Regions from separate parts of the Homo sapiens genome. Here all the other regions are linked to region 1. A link is a contact called in ENCODE Hi-C or POLR2A ChIA-PET data. All regions are on one chromosome and are shown on one strand. The core of a region is the stretch at or near the end of the contact, and the rest is flanking DNA. Distances in the headings are between cores, read along the strand shown.

Region 1 (2,568 bases), core at 1-2,500:
CTTTCCGGCAAAGATCAACCTCTGCTGGTCAGGAGGAATGCCTTCCTTGTCCTGGATCTTTGCTTTGACGTTCTCGATGGTGTCACTGGGCTCGACCTCAAGGGTGATGGTCTTGCCAGTGAGTGTCTTCACGAAGATTTGCATCCCACCTCTGAGACGGAGCACCAGGTGCAGGGTGGACTCTTTCTGGATGTTGTAGTCAGACAGGGTGCGCCCATCTTCCAGCTGTTTTCCAGCAAAGATCAGCCTCTGCTGGTCAGGAGGGATGCCTTCCTTATCTTGGATCTTTGCCTTGACATTCTCGATGGTGTCACTGGGCTCAACCTCGAGGGTGATGGTCTTACCAGTCAGAGTCTTCACGAAGATCTGCATTGTCTAACAAAAAAGCCAAAAACGGCCAGAATTTAGCGGACAATTTACTAGTCTAACACTGAAAATTACATATTGACCCAAATGATTACATTTCAAAAGGTGCCTAAAAAACTTCACAAAACACACTCGCCAACCCCGAGCGCATAGTTCAAAACCGGAGCTTCAGCTACTTAAGAAGATAGGTACATAAAACCGACCAGAGAAACTGACGCCTCACTTATCCCTCCCCTCACCAGAGGTCCGGCGCCTGTCGATTCAGGAGAGCCTACCCTAGGCCCGAACCCTGCGTCCTGCGACGGAGAAAAGCCTACCGCACACCTACCGGCAGGTGGCCCCACCCTGCATTATAAGCCAACAGAACGGGTGACGTCACGACACGACGAGGGCGCGCGCTCCCAAAGGTACGGGTGCACTGCCCAACGGCACCGCCATAACTGCCGCCCCCGCAACAGACGACAAACCGAGTTCTCCAGTCAGTGACAAACTTCACGTCAGGGTCCCCAGATGGTGCCCCAGCCCATCTCACCCGAATAAGAGCTTTCCCGCATTAGCGAAGGCCTCAAGACCTTGGGTTCTTGCCGCCCACCATGCCCCCCACCTTGTTTCAACGACCTCACAGCCCGCCTCACAAGCGTCTTCCATTCAAGACTCGGGAACAGCCGCCATTTTGCTGCGCTCCCCCCAACCCCCAGTTCAGGGCAACCTTGCTCGCGGACCCAGACTACAGCCCTTGGCGGTCTCTCCACACGCCTCCGTCCCACCGAGCGGCCCGGCGGCCACGAAAGCCCCGGCCAGCCCAGCAGCCCGCTACTCACCAAGTGACGATCACAGCGATCCACAAACAAGAACTGCGACCCAAATCCCGGCTGCGACGGAACTAGCTGTGCCACACCCGGCGCGTCCTTATATAATCATCGGCGTTCACCGCCCCACGGAGATCCCTCCGCAGAATCGCCGAGAAGGGACTACTTTTCCTCGCCTGTTCCGCTCTCTGGAAAGAAAACCAGTGCCCTAGAGTCACCCAAGTCCCGTCCTAAAATGTCCTTCTGCTGATACTGGGGTTCTAAGGCCGAGTCTTATGAGCAGCGGGCCGCTGTCCTGAGCGTCCGGGCGGAAGGATCAGGACGCTCGCTGCGCCCTTCGTCTGACGTGGCAGCGCTCGCCGTGAGGAGGGGGGCGCCCGCGGGAGGCGCCAAAACCCGGCGCGGAGGCCGCTGCACCGGGAGCGGGTGGGCGGCCCGCGTTCCTTAGCCGCGGCTCCGCGGCCCCTCCCCTCAGCCCCCGCGGTCCCCTCGGGTCGCGAACCCCGCGTTCGGCGGACGTGGGGCACGCAGCGAGCGCCTTCTGCAGAGTCGGGGTCTCCCTCCCCTCCCTCCTGACCCGCCCTGGCCCACCCTGCGAGATGGACGGGTCTTTATTTTTGGGTCACATTTGAGGTAATGACGGGGCTTCCTTTGCTCAGCCCCCTTCAACCTCCCTGAGCCTCCCAGGCCGGTCGCGGGGGGCTCCCGGGGCCGCGGGACAAGGACAATGACTCGGCAGATCTCAGGGCGGGCGTGGCCCTAAAGCTGGGGAACGCTCGAGAACTTTCCAGGGGAGACACTGCAGAGGAGCTGGGTGTCCAGGTTAAATTTGGAAAAAAGAGGCGGAAACCCCACACAGTTTTATTTTAGCTGGAACGCAAGGCTGAGCGAACGACATCCTTCTAGACTGTTCTTCCACCTTCCTGTACATTCTGAGGGCCAGGTATGGAAAGGTCCTACTTGATGCCAACAGGGAGGCATGGAAATTTCTCTGGTTTCAATGGGTACGATTATTGTAAGCAGGATCCATTCAATAATCGGACCCATTTAAACCGGAGATTTTAAAAGACAGGAATAGAATCCCAACCTTATTTCAGTGCAGGGTAGGGTGTCAAATATGAAATGTAATTCTACAGGGCAATTCTATTTTGGTAAAAGAAGTGGGGAGAAAAGCATCACCAGCCAGCTTTTTAAATTTTTACCACAACCTATTTTGTGATCCCTACGTGTCATTTCTTCAGTATATTTTTTAAATGTTTTAAAATATACGAACATGGTGAGATTTTTTAAATGTGTCTTTTTAAAGTGTACAGTGAAAAGTCTCCCTCATGCCCTCAATTTCCCAGCCACTGTTCCTTCTGGACTCTTCTACAAATAGTCCCTGTTTCTACAA
Region 2 (2,568 bases), core at 39-2,538, 1.9 Mb after region 1:
AAAAAACTCCACAGCTGTCATTATAGTTAATAGTAAAAGACTGAGTTATTTTCTCTTAAGATCAGGAATAAGACATGAATGTCTACTCTTATAACTTCTATTCAAAATTTTCCTGAAATTATCCAAGATAATTAGGCCAGAAAAATAAATAAATAGCATCCAGTTTGGAAATAAAGAAGTAAGTCTATTTATATTCAAACATGATATGACCTTGTGTATGGAACATCTTAAGAAATCCACTTAAAACCTATTAAAACTAATAATTAGTTGGACAAAGTTTCAAGATACAAGATCAATATACAAAAATAAATTGAAATTCTATATGCTAAAAGTAAGCAATCCAAAAATGATTTTAAGAAAATATGTAATTATATTTATAATAGCACTCAGAAATAATATGATATTTAGGAATAAATTCTTAAAAGGAAGTGCAAAACCTATGCATGTAGCACTAGAAAACATTGTTGAAAAGAATTAAAGAAGATTTAAATAAATGGAAAAAAATTCATGTTTGTGGATTGGAAGACAATATTGTTCAGATGGCAGTACTCCTCAAATTGATCTATAGATTCAATGTGGTCCCTATCAAAATTCTGGCTGGATTTGTTGTATAAATTGAGAAGCCTATCATAAAATTCATATTGAAACACAGGGGACTTAGAACATCCAAAACAGTTGAGAAAAATAACACATTTAGAGGACTCACACTTTCCAATGTCAGACATTACCCGGGCACAATAATTAAAGAGTGTGGTATTGGTATAAAAAAATGACACACAGACCAGTGGAATAGACTTGAGAGCCGTAAAACGTACCGTTACATTTATAGTCAATTGATATTCAACAAAAATTCCAGACAGTTGAATGAGGAAAAAAATAGGAAAAATAGTCTTTTCCACAACTGCTGCTGACAAGTATGTTTTGGATCCCTTCCTTACACCACACACAAAAATTAACTCCAAATGATCCACAGACCTCAATTAAAGAGTTAAAATTGTAATACTCTTAGATGAAAGTATAGGATTAAATTTTTGTTGCCTGGGTTAGGCAAAGCTGTCTTAGAGACAACACTAAAAGTACAAACAACAAAATATTTTGTTACTACCTGTCTTCCTGATGTGCGTCTAGTCTAGGCTGTTTTTCTTGTTATTGTTACTGAGACGAGAAGTCTTCTTCCGACCGAAGGTTCTTCTCAATCGAAGGGTTCGTGGTCTCACGGCTTCAAGGAATGAAGCCGTGGACGGCAGTGGCGAGTGTTACAGCTCGATTAGAGAGTGTGCTGCGGCAAGATTTATTAAAGCGAAAGTGAAAGGAAAGCTTCCACGTGGGGGAAGGGGACCTGGAAGGGTTGCTGTTTCTGGCTTGGGTATCTTATGCTTACATCCCCTTATGACCCCTGCCCTCTTCCTTTTTCTGTCCTATAGAATCAGCTTATTTTCTATCTGCTTGTGGGTTGGCGGGCCTAGTTGGTTAAAAACATCAGGCTGAAGCTAGAGCTTAAACTCCCTATATGACTGGTTCAAGTTTCAACCACTTAGCTTGCAGCTATGAGTCAGTTTGTCTTAGGGGAAAGTCCCCTTTGATTGGTTGAAGTTTCCATCCCTTAGCTTTCAGCTATGACTCATTTTGGCTTAGGGGAAAGTCCCCTTAGGGAAGTCCCTATTGACCCAGGAAGTCCAGCCAACTTAGCCACTTAGTCCCTCATTACAACTCTTCCCATTTAACTGAATGAACCACTCCTTTTTAAAAAAATCACCACTTTTTTTTTTTTTTTTTCTTAGAGACGGAGTCTCGTTCTGTTGCCCAGGTTGGAATGCAATGGCGCGACCTTGGCTCATTGCAGCCTCCGCCTCCCGGGTTCGTGCCATTCTTCTGCCTCAGCCTCCTGAGTAGCTGGGATTACAGGCGCTGGCTAATGTTTGTATTTTTAGTAGAGATGGGGTTTCACCATATTGATCAGGCTGATCTCAACCTCCTGACCTCGTGATCCACCCGCCTCGGCCTCCCAAAGTGCTGGGATTACAGGTGTGGGATTACACCGCACCTGACCTAAAAATCACCACATATTTTAAAGCACTATTTGTCTCAGGGCATTGTGGGATTTCAGTGATGAACTGGATTTAGCTTTTAGGTTGAACAGGAAACGTCAATAGAATTTTCGGTTTTCATGTCAGTGCAGATCTCGCAAAATAAAAATAAATGTGGCATTGGCTCTAAGGGCAGGGCCCATACACTAGTCCAGGCTATTCTGTAAATGATTAACACATCTCCAGGAGGAGATTGCCGCCCCAGAAACACCAATTCTGCTAAATACTGAAAGCAAATCTCACACTTGGGTTCTTGAGATCCCATAGAGTGTGGCTTTGCCATTCTAATCTCCTGGGGAGAGGGGAGATGTGGCAGGAAGAGACCACTGCACAGAAGACTCCTAGGCTGATAAGAATGTGTGAAGATGACCTGCAGATGAATATGCAAAGGAGAGTGCATGGAGACCACCAGCAGAGGACTAAATTAGAAGAAACAATCTGGAAGGGTGCAGGCACTGGTTTGGCTGCCATTAGTCTGAAA
Region 3 (2,568 bases), core at 41-2,540, 1.5 Mb before region 1:
AACGTTGCTTTATTTGTCTCTCATTTTCTGGCCCGTTCTTTTCCCACGTTTCTCAACCAGCGACTCCCCAAAACAAAAGCCTCCCACAGTAAACCGAGCACGCACATAAAAAGAGCTTCTCTGTGCGAGGATCAAGTTAGTGGTCCGCAAACATTAACCAAACAGAAGCACAAAGCAGGGGTGGGAAGGGGAGGAGCTGGATGCCAGGGTCAGGAAAGAAACAATCAGAAGGGTTTAGGAACATCCAAATCTCCTCAGCGGTTAAACCGACCCCAAACCACTTCTGGGAAACCACCGGTATCCACTGCTTTGGGGAACTCTGGATGCTCGTTATGCCAAACGCTCTCAAAGTAAGCAAATCCCCAACTGCCGTTCCCCTCCATGGGTAATTCTTAGGGTCTGGGAGGTGAGCTCGCCCGCCGAGGCAGAACTAAGCGAGTCGCCTGGAGAGGCGTGAAGGGAGCCTGCACGTGTCCCCCGCGGCTTCCCCACCGCCCCAAGAGCGGGGCATGTACGAGACCGCGCTGTGGGGTTCAGATTTAGGAAGGACGACCGCGTCGCCTGCCTCCCTCCCTCGCCCAGAGCCGGGAGCAATGCTGGGGCACGAAAGAGGACTTGGGAAGGATCCGGTCCTTACTTTCCCCGCGGGTCCCGGACCCGCAGCCCCCGGGTTGTGAGGCGGAAGCCAAAGGGGCGAACCCAGCGGAGCCGGCGTGCACAGACCCTGCCCCGCGGTCCAAGAGGGGTGCCTCCGGCCCGGGACAGCGGGGCTCCCGGAGCCCGAAAGCCCCACGAGCGGCGACAGCGGGGCCCGGCGCTGACGAACAGAGGAAGCGAGTACAACGGAGCCGCCGTCGGGAACATGCCCCCGAGGGCCCCGGAGCGCGCGGCCGCGAGGAGCGGCAAGCGGCGAGGGAGGCCCCAAGCCGGGGCGAGGTGGCTGTCCCCCCAGCCTGGCCCCGCACGGCCCCCCGAGGGTGGGAGTGGGAGGCTGTCCGGGAGGGGGAGTGTGGAAGGAGAAAAGGGCCAAGGGAAGGACTTACTTTCCCCGCGGGACCCGGCGCCAGCACAGCTCCTCCCGGGAGGTGTGAGTTTGAAGGACCAGAGGCGACTGGAGCGGAGGCGGCGGTGGCGGCGGCAGCAGCGGCGTCCTGCTCTGCCTACCTCCCCGCCGCCATCTTGACGCCCCTCCCCCAGCCCCCCCGCCCCGCCGGGAGGGGCGGGGGAGGGGCAACGGATGAGGCGCCGCGCGCACGCAGCGCCCTCACGTGACTTCCTCCCTCCTCCCCCACCCGCCTCTCTGCGCCCCTCTCCGCCCCGCCTCCCTCCTAGGTGAAGGAAGATGATTTCCCCCCCATCTTGACCACCCCCCAGTCTTCGCCGCCAAAAACGGACTCCGCCGGCTATCCTCGGCCCGGTACCAGTTGTTGGATCCAAGAGAATTCCGGAACCCAAACGGTCCATTACCGCGGCTCTGGGGTGGGCGAGGGGTGAGGGGGCCGGGTTTCCGCGAAGGGGGAGGGGGAAGGCGAAGGCCACCTAGGAGAGTCACGTGACTACTGTTTCCGCCGGCGCTCACGGAGAGCTCGCGGTAATTCCGTTTCCCCGCCCTTTTTTCCCCGCGGCCTGTCGGGAAGAAGGTCCGCGTGCCAGGGCTATCGGGAGGTCGGCCGGAGGGCCGCGCGCATGCGCCCCGCGCCTGCTTTCAAACTCCGGTTAGGAAGGGCCTGGAGCTATTTTCAGAACCTGTTAGGGTGGGGAGCTACGGCCCAGGAAGTTACCTAGCAGCGTTTCTGTCACTTGGAAGATCTCTTCATTACCTAGTTAGTCCTAGAAACAAAATGTTTACATATTCATTGCTTGTTAGGCTCGCTCAAAGCACTTTATTGGCAGTGAAACCGCAAGTAACCCGGAGCCCTCGGCGCGACCACGGCTAGAATCAGAGCCTAAGGCGTGTGAGCTCAGCCATCCCACGTCTGTCTTCACGCTCATACGCAAGCCCGACACACCGGGGCTCCCACTTAATGAATACTGAAGAGTAGGGCTGTCCCTACCGCTTCTCACTTCCTTGTTTTCATCTTTTCGTTATTATTAAGCGACCTAACACAATAAACATATTACCTTGTTGGTAACCCTTTTGTAAAGTCATTCTGAAAGTGCTGTTTGACTCCGTTGCTTGGGTAATAAGCACGCCTGGGTGATTCTTGCCCCCTACTGGCTGCGCATCCTACAAGCCTAGTGCTGAAAGCAAACCAAGTAGCTGGAACAGTTGGAGGTTACAGTGTGAACTCTTCCAGAGACAAAGTATTCGGGGAAAGAAAGGAAAAAGTAGGCACAGAAAGAATAGGAAACTTCAGTGTTTGTACACATAGATATGTATTATATATCTATGTATACATTTATAAATATTTTTAAAGTGCTAACTAATCGCTTTACTAATTACATTATTTCATTTAATCCTCTCACACACATAGAAAAAAAACCTATAAAGACAAAAATAAAAAATATTTTAGGCCGGGCGCAGTGGCTCACGCCTGTAATCCCAGCACTTCGGGAGGCCGAGGTGGG
Region 4 (2,568 bases), core at 20-2,519, 1.5 Mb before region 1:
GGTCATATGCACTAATTTCTCTTTAGGTAAAATGTGTTTCTTGTCCAAGTGTGGTGGCTCACATCCACAAGCCCAGCACTTTGGGAGGCCAAGGTGGGAGGATTCCTTGAGCTTAGGAGTTTGAGACCAGCCTGGGTAACGGTGAGACCCCCATCTCTACAAAACATCAAAAAAGTTAGCCAGGCATGGTGGCACATGCCTGTACTCCCAGCTACTTGGAAGGGCAAGGCAGGAGAATTGCTTGAGCCTAGGAGGCCAAGGCTGTAGTGAGCCGTGTTTGCACCACTGCACTCTAGCCTGGGAGATAGAGCAGGACCCTGTGTCAAAAGAAAAAAAAAGTGTTTCTTGCTCTAGGTCAAAGGTTCTCAAACTGTGGACCCTGGGCCAATAGCATCAGCATTAACTGCGAACTCGTTAGAAATACAGATTCTGGCCAGGCAGGGTGGCTCACACCTGTAAACCCAGCACTCTAGGAGGCTGAGGCTGGGGGATCACTTGGAGCCAGGAGTTTGAGACCAGCCTGGGCAACACAGCGAGATCCCATCTCTTAAAAAAAGAAAAAAGAGAAAAGAGAAGAGAAAAGAAAAGGAAGGCGTCTCCCTGCCAGTAGGTGCCCTCCTACGCCCCGCAGGCGCCGTGGGCCCGGAACCCTCGCTCCCACACTCACCTCCCCGCTGGCCGGAGGGCTCTGTCTCCGCAGCCCCTCCACCTCCTTCCTGAGGTGGTCCCTCTCCATCTTCAGCTCCTCCAGCGCCAGGCTGCCCTCATTCACCAGCGCCTCCAGCATCTCCAGGACGCGGACGACTTTGAACTGCAGCTGCGTCACCCGGGGGTCGCTGCCCAGGGCCATAAGCTCGCGGCCCAACAGGTAGGAGATGTCATACACGTCCTCGGCGGTCAGCTGGAAGGGGCTCTTGCCCAGCGCCCCCTCGGGCCCAACCTCGTCCCTCTCCTCGTCCTCCTCTCCCTCCTCCTCTTCCTCTTCTCGCACAGGGGGCTCCTCCATGGCCACCCAGACCCCCGCCGACCTCGGAGCTGCTGTCTTGGAGTCTCCCAAAGGTTAGACTTCCTCCCGGCACCCAAAACTTTCCGCTGGGCAGAGTCCCTACCTGCCCAATCAGCGCGGCCCGGGGGTGGGCCCGGGGGGATGGTGCAAGGGGCCGCGCACGCGACTCTTGGGCCTGCGCCCCGGCGCACCGTCCCCGCTGCCAGCCACGCTGGAGAGTGCGCTCCAGGATGTGGTTTGGGGCGCGAAGGGACAACGGAAAAGGAGGCAGCCGAGAAGAGGAACGGGGAAGTTCAGGGGTGACGGCAATCGCCCCAGCCTGGGAACAGTTGCAGCCCCGGGGAGGAGCCGCCCTGAGCCCCGCCCCTGGCGACCGCTGCCAGGAGGTGCGTTTCCGTGGAGACGGAGTTTCCACCGTGCAATCCAGAGCGGGGTAAAAAGAACGCAACTTTTTCCTTTCCACCCTCGTGCTTTCCAGCCGTAGAATTTGCATCGTAGGTGATGGAAGATCCGGGTGTCTCTTTGAGGGTGTTTTCTGGAGCCTGCGGCCAAACAGAAAGCAGCTGCTGGGGGCAGCGCGACAGAGTCCCCGAGGCTTGAGGATCTGGAAAACTCCCAGGCAAATTGTCACTAGGGCCTGGGGCGTCCGACTTCGCTGTGACTCTCAATAAAATGGAGAATGTCTGCCCTGCTCACTTCGCTGGGTCCTCGGCTCCTCCACGTAACCAGCGCTGTCACCTTGGCAAGTTACTTAACGTCTCCGAGCCTCAGTCTCCTCCTCTGTAAAATGGGGACAATAGCGGGACCCAGGTGGCAGGGTTGCTGCGAGGAACATGAGCTTATGAGATCATGTGTGCGACACCTCAAGCACTTAGGAAGCACTCACATACGTGACTGCAATCCTTCATTCTTTCTTTCTTTCTTTCTTTCTTTTTTTTTTTGAGACGGAGTCTCCCTGTGTCGCCCAGGCTGGAGTGCAGTGGCGCGATCTCGGCTTGCTGCAAGCTCCGCCTCCCAGGTTCACGCCATTCTCCTGCCTCAGCCTCCCGAGTAGCTGGGACTACAGGCACGCGCCACCACGCCCGGCTAATTTTTTTGTATTTTTAGTAGAGACGGGGTTTCACCATGTTCGCCAGGATGGTCTCGATCTCCTGACCTCGTGATCCACCTGCCTCGGCCTCCCAAAGTGCTGGGATTACAGGCGTGAGCCACCGCGCCCGGCCCCTTCATTCTTTCTTCCACAGCGCTAGGGAGGAATTGCTGGTGTTGGAGACACCTTGCTACTTGGGTGAGAGAAGGAGGAGTAATTAACAAGAGAGAAACCCCTGTCTGAAAATCACAAAGCATTCGACACATATGCGGAATCCATATTACTGAGAATATTAGCAGAGTGGCGTAGAAACTTGAGTCATTCGCTGTGGCTCATGCCTTAATCTCAACACTTCAGGAGGCTGACGCAGGAGGATTGCTTGAGCCCAGGAATTTGAGACTAGCTTGGGCATCATAGTGAGACCCTGTCTCTACAAAAAGTAAACAAAAGTAGCTGGACACAGTGGTTCATG
Region 5 (2,568 bases), core at 35-2,534, 1.5 Mb before region 1:
AGGCAGGCAGATCACTTGAGATCGGGAGTTCAAGACCAGCCTGACCAACATGGAGAAACCCCATCTCTACTAAAAATACAAAATTAGCCGGGCATGGTGGCACATGCCTGTAATCCCAGCTACTCGGAAGGCTGTCAGGAGAATTGCTTGAACCTGGGAGGCGGAGGTTGCGGTCAGCCGAGATCGTGCCATTGCACTCCAATATGGGCAACAAGAGTGAAACTCTGTCTCAAACAAAACAAAACAAAAACAAACAAACAAACAACAACATAGGGGTCTTGCTCTGTTGCCCAGGCTGACAGGCTGAACTTGAACTCCTGGCCTCAAGCCTCACGACTCAGCCTCCCTAGTAGCTGAAACTGCAGATGGCCTCCACTGACAGTGGCTACCATATATTTTCAAACATAAAATTTTAAGCTATAGATTTTTCTTTTTTTTGAGACGGACTTTCACTCTTGTTGTTCAGGCTGGAGTGCAATGGCACCATCTCAGTTCATCGAAACCTCTGCCTCCCGGGTTCAAGTGATTCTCCTGCCTCAGCCTCCTGAGTGGCTGGGATTACAGGCACATGACACCATGTCCAGCTAATTTTGTATTTTTAGTAGAGAAGGGGTTTCTCCATGTTGCTCAGGCTGGTCTCGAACTCCGAACCTCAGGTGATCCGCCCGCCTCGGCCTCCCGAAGTGCTGGGATTACAGGCGTGAGGCATGCCACCTGGCCTTTTTTTTTTTTTTTTTTTTTATAAAGAAATTGGGGCCGGGCGCGATGGCTCACGCCTGTAATCCCAGCACTTTGGGAGGCCGAGGCGGGCGGATCACTTGAGGTCAGAAGTTCGAGACCAGCCTGGCCAACATGGCAAAACCCTGTCTCTACTAAAAATACAAAAAATAGCCGGGCGTGGTGGCGGGCGCCAGTAATCCCAGCTACGCGGGAGGCTGAGGCAGGAAAATCACTTGAACCCGGGAGGCGGAGGTTGCAGTGAGCCGAGTTCGCACCACTGCACTCCAGCCTGGGCGACAGAGGGAGTCTCCGTCTCAAGAAAAAATAATAAATAAGAATAAATAAATAATAAAGTAAAATGTCCCAGGTAACTGCATATTCGATAGTCTTTCTTTCAACTTAGTTGTTGAATTAGCAATTTTTCTCTTAAAAAAATTTTTTTTTAGCTTATTGTCTTCGGAGATGATAACACCCTCGTTGCGTGGGAGTAAAATTTTAAAGGTAAAACAAACAGGAAACGAGCGTCGGCGGCGAATCTGCTGCTACCAATGTAAAGGTCAGGCCGAGGCCGGCGCGGAGAATCTGCTGTCGCCTGCAGCTGCTCGCCTGTCTCCGTCGGAAGGGAGCCCAAGCTTTGCAGAGGTGAGTGGAAGCGGCTTGGAAGGAGCGGGCCCCACGCCGGAGAGAAGGAAGAGGGAGTGCGGCCCAGACGCTGTGCCCGCGCTTGTGTGGGGCGCCATGTTGAAACCTGGCAAAGGGGACGACATTCTGGGTTGCGTTGCGGGGAGTGGGGACGAGAGCTGGATTGGAAGGATGGCGCCTTACTCCCTGCGGCCCCCAGAGAAGGAGAGGGGCGGGGGAGCGGCCTCGAGGGTTGGCGGCCAGGCTGCAGGCTGGATGGGAAGGATAGGCTTTTCCACAGAAACTTAGGTGTTTGCCTCCGAGGCCCACTGCGCATGCCCTGGAGGGCTCTGTGGGTTCCGCCTTCAGTTTTGCTTTTCACAGGAGGGGCAAAGTCTTTTTTTTTTTTTTTTCCTTTTTGAGACAGTCTTGCTCTGTCGCCCGGGCTGGAGTGCAGTGGTGCGATCTCGGTTCACTGCAACCTCCGCCTCCTGGGTTCAAGCGATTCCACTGCCTCAGCTTCCCGAGTAGCTGAGACTACAGGCGCCCGCCACCACGCCCTGCTAATTTTTTGTATTTTACTGGAGACGGGGTTTCACCATGTTAGCCAGGATGGTCTCGATCTCCTGTCCTCGTGATCCACCCGCCTCGGCCTCCCAAAGTGCTGGGATTACAGCCGTCAGCCACCGTGCCCGGCCAGGAGGGGCAGAGTCTTACCCCGAAGACCCAGGAAGGAGAGGCTTCATTTATTTTTTTGTTTTTCCCCAGAGACAGGGAGTCGCCCAGGCTGGAGAGCGGTGGCGCGATCTCGGCTCACTGCAGCGTCGACATTTCGGGTCAAGCAGTCCTCCCGCCTCAGCCTCTCAAGTATCTGGGACCACAGGCGCGACCCCACGCCCGGAGAATTGATTATTGATTGATTGATTGAAACGGGGTCTCACTTTGTTGCCCAGGCTGGTCTCGAATTTCTGGGCTCAAGCGATCCTCCAGCCTCGGCCTCTCAAAGTGCTGGTATTACAGGCGTGAGCCAGCGCGTGCCTGGCCAAAAATTTTCTAAATTTGTATAATAATTTATAATTGTAATGCATTTTTATAGACACCATATGATCTAATCTTCACAAAAACCTAGTGAAGTGACATTTAGCTACATTTCACAATAAGAATCCTGAAGCTCAAAATTTACTGACCTCAAATAATCCACCCGCCTTGGCCTCCCAAAGTGCTGGG

Evidence for each region. A loop is a pair of places that touch in the nucleus more often than their neighbours do. ChIA-PET counts read pairs that join two places held with the same protein, here RNA polymerase II (POLR2A). Pooled maps may share reads with other maps.
Region 2: a loop to region 1 is called in a pooled map, with 11 times the contacts of the local background. The contact joins the promoter of LINC00944 here to the promoter of UBC in region 1. A Hi-C loop is called at or near these places in 1 of 37 single-sample maps with no recorded cell type and 7 of 50 pooled maps. POLR2A ChIA-PET finds 5 or more read pairs at or near these places in 2 of 52 experiments (A673 and B cell).
Region 3: a loop to region 1 is called in a pooled map, with 27 times the contacts of the local background. The contact joins the promoter of SBNO1-AS1 here to the promoter of UBC in region 1. A Hi-C loop is called at or near these places in 11 of 37 single-sample maps with no recorded cell type and 15 of 50 pooled maps.
Region 4: a loop to region 1 is called in a pooled map, with 15 times the contacts of the local background. The contact joins the promoter of RILPL2 here to the promoter of UBC in region 1. A Hi-C loop is called at or near these places in 11 of 37 single-sample maps with no recorded cell type and 9 of 50 pooled maps. POLR2A ChIA-PET finds 5 or more read pairs at or near these places in 1 of 52 experiments (MCF 10A).
Region 5: a loop to region 1 is called in a pooled map, with 5 times the contacts of the local background. The contact joins the promoter of SNRNP35 here to the promoter of UBC in region 1. A Hi-C loop is called at or near these places in 2 of 37 single-sample maps with no recorded cell type and 7 of 50 pooled maps. POLR2A ChIA-PET finds 5 or more read pairs at or near these places in 2 of 52 experiments (activated CD4-positive, alpha-beta T cell and activated naive CD8-positive, alpha-beta T cell).

Annotation. Positions count from the first base shown.
Region 1 is chr12:124,913,400-124,915,967 of GRCh38, forward strand. It overlaps UBC (ubiquitin C), which reads right to left and starts at 1,251. Exons shown (of 2, transcript NM_021009.7): 1 at 1,188-1,251; 2 at 1-375. The coding sequence starts at 372. MIR5188 (microRNA 5188) reads left to right here and starts at 2,148; the gene lies at 2,148-2,260. RefSeq lists enhancers at 548-1,505, 830-1,279 and a silencer at 1,490-1,829.
Region 2 is chr12:126,770,974-126,773,541 of GRCh38, forward strand. LINC00944 (long intergenic non-protein coding RNA 944) reads right to left here and starts at 1,289. Exons shown (of 5, transcript NR_033878.1): 1 at 1,106-1,289. RefSeq lists enhancers at 863-2,062, 1,538-1,617.
Region 3 is chr12:123,363,658-123,366,225 of GRCh38, forward strand. SBNO1-AS1 (SBNO1 antisense RNA 1) reads left to right here and starts at 1,291. Exons shown (of 2, transcript NR_157806.1): 1 at 1,291-1,458; 2 at 1,868-2,147. SBNO1 (strawberry notch homolog 1) reads right to left here and starts at 1,190. Exons shown (of 32, transcript NM_001167856.3): 1 at 1,044-1,190. It overlaps MIR8072 (microRNA 8072), which reads right to left and starts at 1,186; the gene lies at 1,107-1,186. RefSeq lists enhancers at 1-574, 231-280, 1,741-1,950 and silencers at 761-870, 911-990, 1,101-1,340, 1,471-1,570.
Region 4 is chr12:123,435,415-123,437,982 of GRCh38, forward strand. It overlaps RILPL2 (Rab interacting lysosomal protein like 2), which reads right to left and starts at 1,270. Exons shown (of 4, transcript NM_145058.3): 1 at 668-1,270. The coding sequence starts at 1,006. RefSeq lists an enhancer at 246-1,175 and a silencer at 1,017-1,276.
Region 5 is chr12:123,456,855-123,459,422 of GRCh38, forward strand. It overlaps SNRNP35 (small nuclear ribonucleoprotein U11/U12 subunit 35), which reads left to right and starts at 1,285. Exons shown (of 2, transcript NM_022717.4): 1 at 1,285-1,362. RefSeq lists enhancers at 972-1,838, 1,513-1,592, 1,839-2,568.